2 separate regions of the Homo sapiens genome follow, and region 2 is linked to region 1. The links are chromatin contacts, found by Hi-C or POLR2A ChIA-PET in ENCODE. All regions are on one chromosome and are shown on one strand. The core of a region is the stretch at or near the end of the contact, and the rest is flanking DNA. Distances in the headings are between cores, read along the strand shown. Region 1 has its middle 70 kb from the start of FOXK1. Region 2 has its middle 21 kb from the start of FOXK1.

Region 1 (7,901 bases), core at 2,350-4,849:
TCCTTTTTAAAAAATATACTCCAAATACCAGTCCTTTGGGGTGCATGTGGTTTGCAAACATTTTCTGCCAGTGTGTAGCTTGTCTTTTCATCCTCTTAAACAGGGTCTTTTTTTTTTGAAAATCAAGATGCGATTTACATACCATAAATTCACCCTTTTAAAGTGTACAATTCAGTAGTTTTTAGTATATTTACAAAATTGTGCTGTCACTGCTGTTTAATTCCAGGACATTTTTTCTTATTCTAAAAATAACGCCACGCCCATGAGCAATCACTTCCCATTCTTCCCTTCCCTCCAGCCCCTATAATCTACTTTTTGTCTCTATGGATTTGCCTGTTCAGCCTATTTCCCATAAGTGGAATTGTACAATAGTGGCCTTTTGTGTCTGGCATCATTCATTTAGCATGACGTTTTCGAGTTTGATCTGTGCCGTAGCATGTATCAGAATTTCATTCCCTTTTATGACTGAACAACCTTCCATTGTATGGAATACCACCACTTATTTGTCTATCCATTGGTATCAGTTGGACTGTGTTTCCCACCAAAGCAAACTTTGCAGTCCTAGCCCCCAGAATCTGTGATTGGGACCTTATTTGCAAATGGAGTTGTTGCAGTTGTCATTGGTTAAGATGAAGTCCCCCTAGAGGGAGGTGAACCTTTAATCCATCATGACTGATGTCCATACAAGATGTACAGAGAAAAGACAAGAGGCCATGTGATAAGAGAGGCAGAGGTTGGAGTCATGCAGCCACGCGCCAAGGCCAGGAAGGTCCTCTCCTACAGGGTCAGGGTGAGCAGGGCCCTGCCAACACCTTGGTTTCAGGCGTCTAGCCTCTGGAACTGTGAAGCAATGCATCTCTATTGTTTTTTTTTTTTTTTGAGACAAAGTCTCATTCTGTTGCCCAGGCTGGAGTGCAGTGGTGTGATTATAGCTTACTGCAGCCTCCACCTCCTGGGCTCAAGCGGTCCTCCATCTCAGCCACCTGACTAGTTGCCACCACAGGCATGTGCCACCATGCCCAGCTAATTACAATTTTTTTTTTTTCTGTAGAGACAGGGTCTTGTTATGCTGCCTAGGCTGCTCTCGAACTCCTGGCCTCAAGCGATCCTCCTGGTGGAGCCCTCAACCAAGTGTTGGGGTGACAGGTGTGAGCCACCGTGCCCAGTTGCATTTAGTAATAATAATATTATTACTTTTATTATTTTTGAGACAGAGTCTCGCTCTGTCACCCAGGCTGCAGTGCAGTGGCCCAATTTCAGCTCACTGCAACCTCCGCCTCCCAGATTCAAGCGATTCTCCTGCTTCAGCCTCCCAAGTAGCTGGGACTACAAGTGAGTGCCACCACATCTGGCTAATTTTTGTATTTTCAGTAGACATGGGGTCTCACCATACTGGCCAGGCTGGTCTTAAACTTCTGACCTCAAATGATCCACCCACCTAGGCCTCCCAAAGTGCTGGGATTACAGTTGTGAGCCACCATACCTGGCCTAATATTATTGGACAATTCTCACTCTAGTCCTGAGAGGTTGGCGTTCTTGTGTCCATTGCACAGATGGGACATTTGGAGGGCAGAGAGGGCCAGTGGCCTATCCCAGGGCGCGTGGTTAGTGAGTGGCAGAGCTCCCAGGTCTTTGAGCTCCCAGACCTTCCCAGGTCTTTGAGCTCCCAGAGCTTCCACCTGCTCTACTGCATAGCAGACTTGATTCCAGGAGAAGAAAATCTATCTTCCGCTTCAAACTAAGGGAAGACCACTGGAACTTAGATTAGTTTATTTAAAATCAAGGTTCAGGCTGGCGCAGTGGCTCACGCCTGTAATTCCAACACTTTGGGAGGCCGAGGCGAGTGGATCACCTGAGGTCAGGAGTTCGAGACCATCCTGGCCAACACAGTGAAACGTAGTCTCTACTAAAATGCAAAAATTAGCCGGGTGTGGTGGCAGGCACCTGTAGTCCCAGCCACTCAGAAGCCCGAGGCAGGAGAATCACTTGAACCTGGGAGGTGGAGGTTATAGTGAGACAAGATCATGCCACTATACTCCAGCCTGGGTGACAGAGTGAGACTCTGTCTCAAAAATAAAAAATTAAAATAAAACAAAATCAAGGTTCAGAAACACATGGGTTAAGAAGGTTTTTCTGGTTGGGTGTAGTGGCTCATGTCTGTAATGCCAGAACTTCAGGAAGCCGAGGCGGGTGAATAACGTGAGTCCAGGAGTTTGAGACCCGCCTGGGCAACATGGTGAAACCTGGTCTCTACAAAAAAAAAAAAAAAAAAAAAAAAAAAAAAAAAATTAGCCAGGCGTGGTGGTGCATGCCTGTGGTCCCAGCTACTGGGGCTGGGGGGCTGAGGTGGGAGGATCACTTGAGCCCAGGAGGTCAAGGCTGCAGTGAGCTATGATTGCACCACTGCACTCCAGCCTGGGCCACAAAGCCAGACCCTGTCTCAAAAAAATAAAAAAGAAGGCTATTCTGGGAACAGGCTTGTCTGCTGGTGGGTGCCGTCCTGATGTTGGCCATCCTAGACAGTGCATCTCGAGTTCCAAGCTACGGATGTGGGCATGAGCCCTGGAGTGTGGCCTGTGTCTGTCTGTGAACTGAAATAAAACATTGCAACCCGAGTCATAGCCAATCCTGGAAATGATGATGACTGCTTGCAAACACGTTGCAAGCCTCTTGCTTGTGCTTGCAGAAACTTGATACACAGGCCTGTGTGCGGGAGGCGGGAGGCCCGGGCCATTTGGGTCTCCCGTTTCTGAATCTGAAAAATGCTAGAATCCATTTTCCCCTCGGTTTTAGGTCAGGTTCCCCAGAAGCAAACTCTGTGGTAAGGAATTGTGTGCAAGCCACGTAGGAATGCCGTGGTCCCGGGAGGTCTGGAAGGGAGTAGGAGGAGGGGACCCAGGAGCCAAGCCAGAGTAAGGTCCTTTGGCAAAATCCCCCTGGGGTGGCTTTGGCCCAATCCTGCAGGAAGGCACTGCAGCGTAAGTTATGCCCCAGGGTCTGTCCAGACTCAGGCAAAGGGAGCGGGGCTTTCACTTTCTGGAATCTGCTCGCCATTGGCTAAGAGCTGGCTGGGGGGACAGGAACCCCAGGCACCTCTCAATTTCTGCTTGCATAGGCAGAACAGCTCCACAGGGGCCGAGTGTGAGAGACAAAGCACCCGGGAGCAAGGGGAGGAGGAAAAGAGTCGTGAGATCTGCAGGGAGCTCAGATGGTCTCTGCACAGTCATTCTCACCGGCACTTGTGGACATCGAGTCTACGATAACTTCATAGTCTCTCCTGCCTGTGCTCAGGACTCCTCGATGTCTCCATTTCTGAACTGGTGGGGGGTTGGAGGGCTGCTCTTCCTGCTGGAATCATAAATCAACATTGTCAGGTGCCAACGTGATGATAAATTGTTGGATGATATGCTGATAACGCATAGCGTTTTCATTTCCTCGGAAAAACAAGGCCAAAGACACTTTCGAATTGCAAATGCCAGCCCCGTTACAGGGGCGGCTGCAAGGAAGGATTTCTGGTCAGCAGATATGGGAAGTCGGCCCGAGAACACAGGCAAAGGAAGTGGGTTTCCTCTGCAGGAATGCAAAGTCACCAACTCCAGGCAGTCCTGGAATGAACCTTACACCTAGAGGCGGCGATGCTTGAATGCGGTGGTTTTCTCTCCCTGCCCTCTTCCTTCTTTCTGTCTAACACACACATATGTAATTGTCTTTTGAGATGTGTATTGGAGTATAGCATGTAGACAGAAAAACGTGCAAAGCAGGACTGTGAAAGGATGAAAGTGAACTCACCCACGTGCCTACCGCTCAGGTCAAGAAACAGAACCTCCCTAGCCCCTTAGAACAGCAGTCCCTAAGCTTTTTGGAACCAGGGACCAGTTTCGTGGAAGATAATTTCTCCGTGGGCCCGGGTCGGGGAGATGGTTTTGAGATGATTCAAGCAGATTACATTTATTGTGCATTATATTTCTATTATTATTACATTATAACATAGAATGAAATAATTCTACAACTTTCATAATGTAGAATCAGTGGGAACCCTGAGCCTGTTTTCCTGCAACTAGAGGGTCCTGTCTGGGGGCGATGAGAGACAGTGGCAGATCATCAGGCATTAGATTCTCATAAGGAGCAAACAACCTAGATCCCTCGCATGCGCGGTTCACAATAGGGTTTGCGCAGTTGATCTGACAGGAGACGGAGCTCAGGCGGTAATGCGAGCGATGGGGAGTGGCTGTAAATACAGATGAAACTTCACCTTCCTGCCCGCTGCTCACTTCCTGCTGAACCTCCCGGTTCCTAACAGGCCAAGAAGTGGTACTGGTACCAGGAGTTGCCTTAGCACGTTCCCTTGTGTCTATTTTTTTTTTTTTGAGATGGAGTCTCACTCTATTGCCCAGTCTGGAGTGCCGTGGTATGATCTTGGCTCACTGCAGCCTCCACTTCCTGGGTTCAAGCGATTCTCTTGCCTCAGCCTCCTGCGTAGCTGGGATTACAGGCGTGTGTTACGATGCCCGGCTAATTTTTTTTTTTTTTTAATTTTTAGTAGAGACGGGGTTTTGCCACGTTGGCCAGGCTGGTCTCGAACTCCTGACTTGCCTCAACCTCTCAAAGTGCTGGGATTACAGGTGTGAGCCCCTGTGCCTGGCCCCTTGTGTCTCTTTTCAGCCACTACCCATTTACCTCTAAGGGAAACTGCTATCGCAACATCAAACACCAGAGATTAGCTTTGCCTGCTGTTTACGCTTTATGGAAACAAAATCACATGGGATGTTCTCTTCACTGACTTAAGGTGACTTTTATGAGATTTGTCCTCATATATTACTATGCATAGTAGCAGTTGGTGCGTTTGCACAGCGGAATATATTTCCCATGTGAATATAGCACAAGTTACCCTTTCCGTTACTGATGGACAGTGGAGCTCATTGCAGTGTGGGCCATTGCAGACAGTGTGCCTATGAATGGTCTGGAACATGTTTTGGGTACACCCGGTATGGGTGCTGCTGGATATACACCGAGTGGAATTGCTGGGTCATGAATGTTTGTATGTTCAACTTGATTAAGGGCTGCCGAAAAGTTCCGAATGGAGGTGTACCTACTTAACCTCTACCAGCAATGTAGGGACCCCGGTTCCTCTCCAACCTCACCAATGCTTGCTATTTGGAACTTCCATTTTTATAACTCAAAAGAGTAGGATCATTAATTTCAATACTCCCCACCTTCAGGGCTGCTGCTACGTTTACAAATTTTTTATTTTTTTTGAGACAGGGTCTTGCTCTGTTGTCCAGGCTGTAGTGCAGTGGCGTGATCATAGCTTACTGCAGCCTCCACCTCCTAGACTCAAGTGATTCTCCTGCCTCAGCCTTTCAAGTAGCAGGGACCACAGGTATGCAATACCATGCCTGGCTAATTTTTAAAATTTTTTTAGAGACAGGGTCTTACTATGTTGCCCAGGCTGGTCTTGAACTCCTGAGCTGAAGTGATCTTCCTTCCTCGTACTCCCAAAGTGCTGGGATTACAGGTGTGAGCCACCACACCTGGCCTGCTGTTAATTCTTGTAACACCTTTGTGTGGATTAAAGAAGGACAGATTATTCCAACTGCTGAACATTTTTGTGACGTGCCATGGAGCATGACATGTGACTGCCCTCTGCTGGAAAACTGGGGAAATTCTTAGTACAAATCTTAGATGCCTAAGAGGACACCTCTTAGGTGTGGTGCCCTTGGGCAGTGCACACTCTAGACGACCATGCATGGTGACCCTGGCTGTTCTCTACTCTTGTCAACACATACTGGAGGTAACGGCGAGGACTGCGGTGGAGGAAGCCCAGTGAAAGTTCACAAAATGGTGGTCCAGGGTTGAATCTGGCCTGCAGTTATGTTTTATTTGACTCACAGTGTTAACAAAAAATATTGGGCCAACATTTTAAAACTAGAGGATGGTGGTTGCCTAAAAACACAGAAAAATTGGCCGGGTGCCGTGGCTCACTCCTGTAATCCCAGCACTTTGGGAGGCCGAGGCGGGCAGATCACCAGAGGTCAGGAGTTCGAGACCTACCTCAACATGGAGAAACACCGTCTCTACTAAAAATACAAAATTAGCCGGGCGTGGTGGTGCATGCCTGTAATCCCAGCTACTCAGGAGGCTGAGGCAGGAGAATTGCTTGAACCTGGGAGGTGGAGGTTGCAGTGAGCCGAGACCGTGTCATTGGACTCCAGCCTGGGCAACAAGTAAGAAATTCCATCTCATAAAAAAAAAAGAAAAAAAAAAAAAAGAAAAATCAGAAAAACCAGAGGCAGAACTAAAGAAATTGGGCCGCCATCCCCAAATTTATATATGTATATAAAATATATATTTTATAATTTTAATTTTTTGAGACAGGGTCTTGCTCTGTCAGCCTGGAGTGTGGTGGCACGATCAGAGCTCACTGCAGCCTCAGCCTCCTGGGCTCAAGTGATTCTCCCACCTCAGCCTCCCAAGTGGCTGGGACTACAGGTGCACACCACCACACCCAGCTAATTCTTCTTCTTCTTCTTCCTTTTTTTTTTTTGAGACAGAGTCTCACTCTGTTACCCAGGCTGGAGTGCAGTGGTGCAATCTGGGCTCACTGCAACCTCTACTCCCGGGTTCAAGTGATTCTCGTGCCTCAGCCTCCCAAGTAGCTGGAGTTACAGGAGTGTACCACCATACCCAGCTAATTTTTGTATTTTTAGCAGAGACGAGATTTTGGCATGTTGCTCAGGCTGGTCTCAAACTCCTGGCCTCAAGTGACCTGCCTGCCTCAGCCTCCCAAAGTGCTGCAATTATAGGTGTGAACCACCGCGCCTGGCCGACTGGCTAATTACAAAATTATTTTTGGTAGAGACAGGATCTCATTATGTTGCCAGGCTGGTCTCAAACTCCTGACCTCAAGTGATCCTCCTGCCTCAGCCTCCCAAAGTGTTGGGATTAGAGGCATGAACCACCGCGCCCGGCCCCCATATTAAAATACAGAGCCTGATCTACACATGTGTCCCCAGTTAGCCTCAGTCTCCACCACTCTCTATTGTCTTCCATCCCCAATGCCTCTGTCAAGAACAATAGCAAAAGTACAACATGAGGACAGTGCAGCACCAGCCCCCCTGCCCCCACCCTGGCCCCGCCACCAGTCTCTTAACCTGTTGGTGGTACTGGCCTTGCGCTATAGGCATGAACATTTGTGATCGCCGGTCTTGACATTGATCAGGGACAAAAACAAAAACAAAACCAAAAAACCCCCCAAAAAACAAAAAAAACAAAAACTCAAAGCGATCATTCAATTGCAAAATAAAGTAACTCCTGCCTGTTTTGTGCTGGAGTGAGACATTCAGCTGATGAGATTCTGCGGAAGCGCAGCAGTGAAACAGCATGGAAGAACCGACATGACACATTCTGTTTTTATTTAAGGGACCTTTACCCATCCTTGCATGTAGGCTAGGATAATTTCATTTCTACATTTATTTATATTTATTATTATTAGTTTTTGAGACAGAGCCTTGCTCTGTGGCCCAGGCTGGAGTGCGGTGGTGCCACCATGGCTCACTGCAGCCTCCACCTCCCCGGCTCAAACCATCCTTCTGCCTTAGCCTCCCAAGTAGCTGGGACTATAGGTACGTACCAGCAGGTCTGGCTATTTTTTTTTTTTTTTTTACCATTTTATTTTATTTTATTTATTTTAATATTATTATTATACTTTAAGTTTTAGGGTACATGTGCACAACGTGCAGGTTTGTTACATATGTATACATGTGCCATGTTGGTGTGCTGCACCCATTAACGCGTCATTTAGCATTAGGTGTATCTCCCAATGCTATCCCTCCCCCCACCCCCCACCCCACAACAGTCCCTGGTGTCTGATGTTCCCCTTCCTGTGTCCATGTCTCTGGCTA
Region 2 (7,901 bases), core at 2,264-4,763, 49 kb before region 1:
AGCCATGCATATAGTGAGTACACAAAATACAAACCGTAAAGTTTAATGTAGTTGGGAGAGACGGATTCCAGTTTTGGTTCTGAGCTAACTAGCAGCCCAAACAAGGAAGGATACATGCTCACTTATGAGGTTAACTCTCCGTAAGATAAAAACAAGCTGATTGCTAAGTGGAAGCTACTTTTTTTTCCTGGCAGAGACCAAATAAAAATTTGTTTTTCCTTTTTTAATTTTAATTAGTTAATTAATTAATTTTTTTTTTGAGGTAGAAGTCTCGCTCTGTTGCCTAGGCTGGAGTACAGTGGAGCGATCTCGGCTCACCGCAACTTCCACCTCCCAGGTTCAAGTGATTCTCCTGCATCAGCCTTTCGAGTAGCTGGGATTACAGGCACGCACCACCACGCCCGGCTAATTTTTGTATTTTTACTACAGACGGGGTTTCACTATGTTGGCCAGGCTGGTCTCAAACTCCTGACTTTGTGATCCACCTGACTTGGCCTCCCAGAGTGCTGGGATTACAGGCATGAGCCACCTCACCTGACCTAATTTAATTTTTAATAATAGAGGCAGGGTCTTGCTATGTTGCCCATGCTGGTCTTGAACTCCTTGGCTCAAGCAATTTTCCCCTCTGAACCTGCCAAAGTGCTGGGATTACAGGGATGAGCCACCGTGCCTGGCCAAAAGAAAAATTTGAATCATTATTCCTGCTTCTTTATTGAGGATGTGGGAGGAACTCATGGGAAAGACACCCCCATTGGTGACCAGACCAATGCACAGTGATGTTTGTTGAGAGACTTCAGCAGTGGAAATGGCAGTTGGTTTCTTTGGGATCTGATGAAAGAACCTAAAAAGTCGGGCTTCCGATTCCACGTCAAAGAAGGCAATTTTATTTATTGTATTTTATTTATTTTTTGAGATGGAGTCTTGCTCTGTCACCCAGGCTGGAGTGCAGTGGCACGATCTTGGCTCACTGCAACCCCTGCCTCCTGGATTCAAGAGATTCTCCTGCCTCAGCCTCCCAAGTAGCTGGGATTACAGGCACCCACCTCCACACTTGGCCAATTTTTGTATTTTTAGTAGAGACAAAGTTTCACCATGTTGGCCAGGCTGGTCTCGAACTGCTAACCTTAAGGGATCCACCCGCCTCGGCCTCCCAAAGTGCTGGGATTACAGGCGTGAGCCACTGCACCTGGCTACAGTGGCATATTATTTGGCAATTAACAGGATTGAAGTTCTGATGCATGCTACAGTATGAATGAACCTTGAAAATATTATGCTAAGTGAAGTAAGCCAATCACAAAGGACCACCTAGTGTGTGGTTCCATTTATGTGAAATGTCCAGAACAGGCAAATCCATAGAGACAGCAGATTAGTGGTTTCTTAGGGCTGGCTGGGATGGGGATGTGGGAGACGAAGGTGATAACTAAAGAGCGAGGAATTTCCTTTTGGTATAATGAAAACGTTGTAAGGCTAGGCATGGTGGCTCACGCCTGTAATCCAGCACTTTACGGGGCTGAGGCGGGCAGATTGCTTGAGTCGAGGAGTTCGAGACCAGCCCGGGTGACATGGCGAGACCCTCATCTCTAGAAAAATTAGCCGAGCCTGGTGGTGCTCACCTGTAGTCCTATTTACTTGGGACGCTGAAGCAGGAGGATCGCTTCAGCCCAGGAGGCGGAGGTTGCAGTGAGCCATGATCATACCGCCGCACTCCAGCTTGGGCGACAGAGTGAGACTCTGTCTCAACAACAACAAAAAAGAAAATGTTCTAAAATAAACTGTGTTGATGGATGCGCAGATCTGTGAATATACCAAAAGCCAATGCATTGTATATTTAAAATGGGTGATTTACATGATATGCGCATGTTGTCTCAGCTGTTAAAAGTTAGCAAAAATTTTGTAGGAACTAAATTCAGTGAAGCATAAGTTAAACCAACTTATTGGAATCATCTTTCTAGGTAAAGTCTGATTCATATGTTTTTTTTTTCCCCCACAAATCTCACAAAATTTCACAGAATTAAAACGTTTTGGTTTCCATTTTAAGTGGATTCATGGTAAGCAGCTTTTTAATGTAGATCGTAAGGTCCTGCCGTTTGTCACATCCTCTTACCCTGAAGTGACAAATAGCCACGTGTTTGAGAGGTGTGAGAACAGTGATAAGGAAGTCAGACCCTTCTCCAAAGAAACCAGTTTCCACGCATGGTGGCTCACACCTGTAATCCCAGCACTTTGGGCGGCCGAAGCCATAGGATTGCTTGAGGCCAGGAGTTCAAGATCAGCCTGGGCAACATAGGGAGAGCTCCGTCTCTTTTGTTTTGTTTTGTTTTTGGAGACAGAGTCTCACTCTGTTGCCCAGGCTGAAGTGCAGTGGTGTGATCTCGGCTCACTGCAACCTCTGCCTCCCGGGTTCAAATGACTCTTGTGCCTCAGCCTCCTGAGTAGCTGGGATTACAGGTGCATGCCACCCCTCCCAGCTAATTTTTGTATTTTTAGTAGAGATGGGGTTTTGCCATGTTGGCCAGACTGTTCTCATACCCCTGACCTCAAGTGATTCGCCTGCCTTGGCCTCCCAAAGTGCTGGGATACAGGTGTGAGCCACCGCGCCCGGCCAGACCCCTGAGTTTTAACTGTAGCTCCAACACTTACTAACTGCAAACCCTGGTCAAGTCACTTCATCTCCACGCGTGCCTCAGTTTCCCCACTTTATGTGAATCTGCAGTCTAACTGGGAGTTATATGTGTAAAAACTTGGTGCAGTGCTGTGAATATAAGCACAGTCTCAATGTATGCAGCTTATAATTAGGTTGAACCAGATACAACTGCCATTCAAATATGGTCAAATGTGAGGGCCGGGCATGGTGGCTCACACCTGTAATCTCAGCACTTTGGGAGGTTGAGGCGAGTGGATCACCTGAAGTCAGGAGATGGAGACCAGACAGGCCAACGTGGTGAAACCTTGTCTCTACTAAAATTACAAAAAAAATTAGCCGGGTATGGTGGCGGGCACCTGTAATCCCAGCTACTCGGTAGGCTGAGGCAGGAGAATCGCTTGAACTGGGAGGTGGAGGTTGCAGTGGGCCGAGATGGAACCACTGCACTCCAGCCTGGGCAACAGAGCGAGACTCCATCTCAAAAAAAAAAAAAAAAAAAAAAAAGGTCACATGTGGTTAATTGTCATTACTTTCATATGGCTCAACCTAAAATTATAATCAAAGCTGAAGTAAAAAAAAAACCAAGTGTGGGAGTTTAATTACAAATCTTCAGAGCTCTGAACAGGAAAGAAGGAATTACATGGAGACAAGGAGAGACAATGAAATTGGACATTAGTGAATTACATGCAAGATGTAGGAACTGCTTGTTTCTCATGCTACTCTAAATATATATATTCACATGTTCACTGTTTTGAAGTGAGAGGAAAGGAAAGAGGAAACGTAGCTTCCAACATCTATGAGGAAATTCGTATCCTAGAGAAGGAAATGGAATTTGAGAAGCCCTGGCTTCCAGCCCGTTGTTCGGCCGTTTATAAAAATTGTGGCTGTACTAAACATACACGGTGCTGTGGTGACTGAAAGCAGATGAGATGCAGCCTATTTTGTGTGTACCTTGCAGATATGCAGCCTCCAATGATGATGTGTTATGGGGAGGTCACAAAATATACGTGAAATCTACAAGGCCGAGCAGCCCTTGGCTGATACCTATTGATCATATTTTTCCCTCTGCAGTTTATCGTATTCATGATTCAAAGGAACAAACCAAGCTGGCCAAGAGAGTCTTCCAAAGTTAGTAAAAAAGATTCAATCTGTGAGACATAAGTTTGCCTCCCTCTTTTTATGTATATTAATGCCATACTGCCGAAGCACCTGGCTGTTGAAATGAAAGTGAGCCAGCATATGGATTTAACAGATTTGGAATCCTCCCAAACAAGCATTTTCTTACCAAGTCAATAAGAGTAAATGCAGGTACCAAAGGGAACCTAGAATAAAGACATCTAGGATAAAACAATACTTAATGCTTGAGAAAAAAAAACCAGATAAACACCAAATAAAAAAAGAGTACAGGACACAGGATTCTTGAACCCATCACAAAACTAAAACAATTTTTAAAAATTGCAATGGGGTCTTGCTATGTTTTCCAGGCTGGTCTTGTTTTGTTTTTTAAATTGAGATGGGGTCTTGCTACGTTGTCCAGGCTGGTCTCAAACTCCTGAGCTCAAGTGATCTGCCCACCGTGGCCTCTCAAAATGATGGGATTACAGGTGTGAGCCACCATGCCCAGCCAAAACTAAAATCTGCGCTAAAGTGTGTGTGTGTGTGTGTGTGTGTGTGTGTGTGTGTGTGTGTGTGTGAGACAGAGTCTCACTCTGTTACCCAGGATGGAGTTCAGTGACACGATCTCGGCTCACCGCAACCTTTGCCTCCTGGGCTCAAGCAAGTGGGACTACAGGCACATTCCACCATGCTCTGCCAATTTTTGTATTGGTTTTAGAGGCAGAGTTTTGCCATGTTGCCCAGGCTGGTCTCAAACTCCTGAGCTCAAGCAATCTACCCACCCCGGCCTCCCAAAATGCTGGGATTACAGGCGCAAGCCACCGCCCCCGGCCCAAAACTAAAATCTTACAACCAAAATTCCCACTAAGAAAGAGCCAAACATGACTGCAAACACAGAAATAAAAATAGTGCATATGTAAAATAGCCATGGTTCTATTTGGTGACCATTTTCACCCAGTAACTGGCCAAGACATGGTGGGAAGGTTTCCTGCATAAACCTCTCACCTTTGGAATATAATTAGTCATTGAAGATTGAAAATGCTAACATATGGAAATGGTTTTATTTCTTGGGTGCCAGAAATGAGTTTGAAAGAGAGAAACAGGCAGTGTATCCTATGGGGGCCACCAGCAGAAGACCTGGCTTCTTGTCACATCTCTAATGATAGCCATGTGATCTCAGGCAATGTTGCGGGGTGGTTAATGATTGCTATCTGGAGTTAAAGGGCAGGACCACCAGCTGCCTTTCCAATATCCATTCTGCCCTTCCTTCTAATTAACAGGACTCTGTTTTTGACTGGGGTGATAATGAGCCCTGCTAAAAACCTACATCTACGTATCCCAGCCTTCCTTGAAGCCAGAGGTGAGCAAAGTGACCATAGAAATAGCTACAGTCAATGTGTTTAAGCAGAAGTCACAGAGTTTAGGGTGACCAACTCATCCCTGTTTGCCCAGACTTTCTTGGTTTCAGCCACAAAAGTCCTGCATCCTGGGGAACTCTTCAGTCCTGCACAATCAGGGACAACTGGTCATCCCAGCGGAAAGCTCTTTGAAAGGGGCATATGTGGCTCTCAAACACCATTTCCCTCTCTTACTGCATGGGATGTCGGCTTAATGCTGGAGGTGACTATGAAGCAACAAGCATGAACTCAAGAGCCACCAAGTTATTTTAACAGAAAGAACTTGATCTAAAGAACCATTAGCTAGGTATAAAATTGTGACCTCTGTAACTGACACAGTAAAAACAGAATTCTAAATGTATCTTGGAGGTAGCAACTGGATGAAGTAGCTATTACCTGGTAGGGATGAGTGGAGGGAAGGCACCATGTGAAGAGGTTGGAATTATTGAAATTTAGGAACTTAGGGAAGCTGAAACTCTGATTTCTGAAGAGTGGGCTGGCAGGTGCTGGTGATGGTGAAGGGTCACAATGAGGCTATTTTTGTGAAGTGTTGGAAAAATGGCAGGCAGGATTTAGCTGCTGCTGCCAAAGGAAATGATGGTGCAAGGGTGAAGAAGTTTTGCTGGGAACCTTAAAAAGGGGCAGGAAACAGGTGGAGACCCAAAGGGGAGAAACAGGAAGGAGGAAATTCTTCCTTCCTGTTCCAGCCTTGAAGTCTTTCTCTGGCGCCACCTATGGCAAGAGCCTGAGAAGGAGCCTGCTGGGTAAAGGGAAAAGGGTGCTGAAGATCCCAGCCCCAACATCACAAAGCCTATTCCCAAAAGGGTCACAACTTAATAACTGGCATGTGTTCTCTCCCTTTTCCCTGAGAGGAAAATGCTATGCCAATGACTTTGATTATCGTTTCCTTGCCTTTCCTTAGACTTTTAGCACACACGCATGCAACCCTAAATAATGTGGTTTGATTTGAGCTCTTTTTATTTTTATTTATTATTATTTTGAGACATGTTCTCACTCTGTTGCCCAGGCTGGAGTGCAGTGGCACAATCTTGGCTCACTGCAACCTCCGTCTTTCAGGTTCAAGTGATTCTCCTGCCTCAGCCTCCTGAGTAGCTGGGATTACAGGCACGTGCCACCACGCCCAGCTAATTTTTGTATTTTTAGTAGAGACAGGGTTTCACCATGTTGGTCAGGGCTGATCTCGAACTCCTGACCTCGTGATCCACCCGCCTCGGCCTCCCAAAGTGCTGGGATTACAGGCGTGAGCTACTGCCCCCAGCCAGCTCTTTTTGTTTTTATGATTGGGTTCCTATTGTGTATGGTCTTTTATCTTTGGGCTTTGGGAATTGTTTGGAGATGCATCTATATTTTGATCCTAGCTACAGTCCATTCATTTCCAATGCTTTGCAGTACTCCATTACAGAAATATCCCATTCTTCAAGGGTCCCCAATCCCCACGCCCCGGACCGGGAATCAGGCCACACAGCAGGAGGTAAGAGGCAGACTAGCAAGTGAAGCTTCATCTGTATTTACAGCTGCTCCCCCTCACTCACATTACTACCTGAGCTCCGCCTCCTGTCAGATCAGCGGCAGTATCAGATTCTCATAGGAGGGTGAACCCTATTGCAAACTGCACATTCGAGAGATCCAGGTTGCACAACTCCTCATGAGAATCTAATGCCTGATGATCTCCCATCACCCCCAGATGGGACTGTCTCGTTGCAGGAAAACAAGTGCCTACTGATTCTGCATTATGATGAGTTGTATAATTATTTCATTCTATATTACAGTGTAATAATAATAGAAGTAAGGTGCACAATAAATGGAATGTGCTTGAATCATCCCAAAACCATCCCCCCCACTCTGGTCTGTGGAAAAATTGTCTTCCATGAAACTGGTCCCTGGTACCAAAAAGGTTGGGGACCACTGCCATACTTTATTCATTCAACTGGTGTTGGACATTTTCAGTTGTTACTCCATTAGCAGGTCTTGTGTGTATATCTGGGTGGTGTGCATGTTTCTCAAAGTGTGATCCTCACACCAGCAGCATCAGCATCACCTAGGAACTTGTCAGAAATACACATTCTCAGGTCCCACCCCTGATCCACTGATTCAAACTCTGGGAGGGGAGCTTAAAGTCTTCCATGAGATTCTGATGCAGGCTAAGGTTTGAGAATGATTGTTCTAGGTTTTGAGTCTAGAAGCAGATTTGCTGAGTCATAGGATATGCAAAGTTCAAATGTTTTAGGTAATGCCAAACTATTTTCCAAAGCGATTGCACCAATCTACACTCCCACCTGTAGTGTCTAAGAGTTCCCATTGCTTTACATCTTTGTTATCACTTGGCTTTAAAATTTCTGCCAGCCTAAAGAGTATAAATGTATCTCACTACTGTTTTAATAGGCACTTGAATGACGTCTAATGAGATTGAGTGCCTTTTCAAATGTTTATTGGCCATTTGGACTGCCCCCCTTTGTGAATACAAGGAACTTCAATGGACTACAAAAGTCAATCATCAAGAAAGCATATGGGAGAAAAGGAATATTAGAGCACTGTTCCCGTTTCTGTTACATCTCATTTAAGAAATGATATTTCTATTTTGTGAAGTGCCTATTCCAGTCTTTTGCCCATTTTCTAATAGGGTCATCTGTTTTGTCCTTATTGGTTTGAAGTTCTTTGAACAGTAGGAAAATTACTGGTCCTGGTTGGCTATATGTGTTGCAGGTATCTCCTACTACTCTCGG

What was found. Hi-C counts contacts between places; a loop is a spot of excess contacts on that map. ChIA-PET counts read pairs that join two places held with the same protein, here RNA polymerase II (POLR2A). Pooled maps may share reads with other maps.
Region 2: POLR2A ChIA-PET joins it to region 1 with 21 read pairs in BJ. The contact joins two enhancer-like sites. A Hi-C loop is called at or near these places in 1 of 50 pooled maps. POLR2A ChIA-PET finds 5 or more read pairs at or near these places in 3 of 52 experiments (BJ, OCI-LY7 and Panc1).

The regions. Positions count from the first base shown.
Region 1 is chr7:4,608,774-4,616,674 of GRCh38, reverse strand. No RefSeq gene overlaps it. Among named protein-coding and RNA genes, the nearest start is that of FOXK1, 70 kb to the left of the region's middle. Within about 2 kb of position 3,599, at least 15 of the 41 ENCODE cell types and tissues checked have a DNase peak (open chromatin) inside an H3K27ac peak, as active enhancers do.
Region 2 is chr7:4,657,688-4,665,588 of GRCh38, reverse strand. No RefSeq gene overlaps it. Among named protein-coding and RNA genes, the nearest start is that of FOXK1, 21 kb to the left of the region's middle. RefSeq lists a silencer at 554-728. Within about 2 kb of position 3,513, at least 2 of the 41 ENCODE cell types and tissues checked have a DNase peak (open chromatin) inside an H3K27ac peak, as active enhancers do.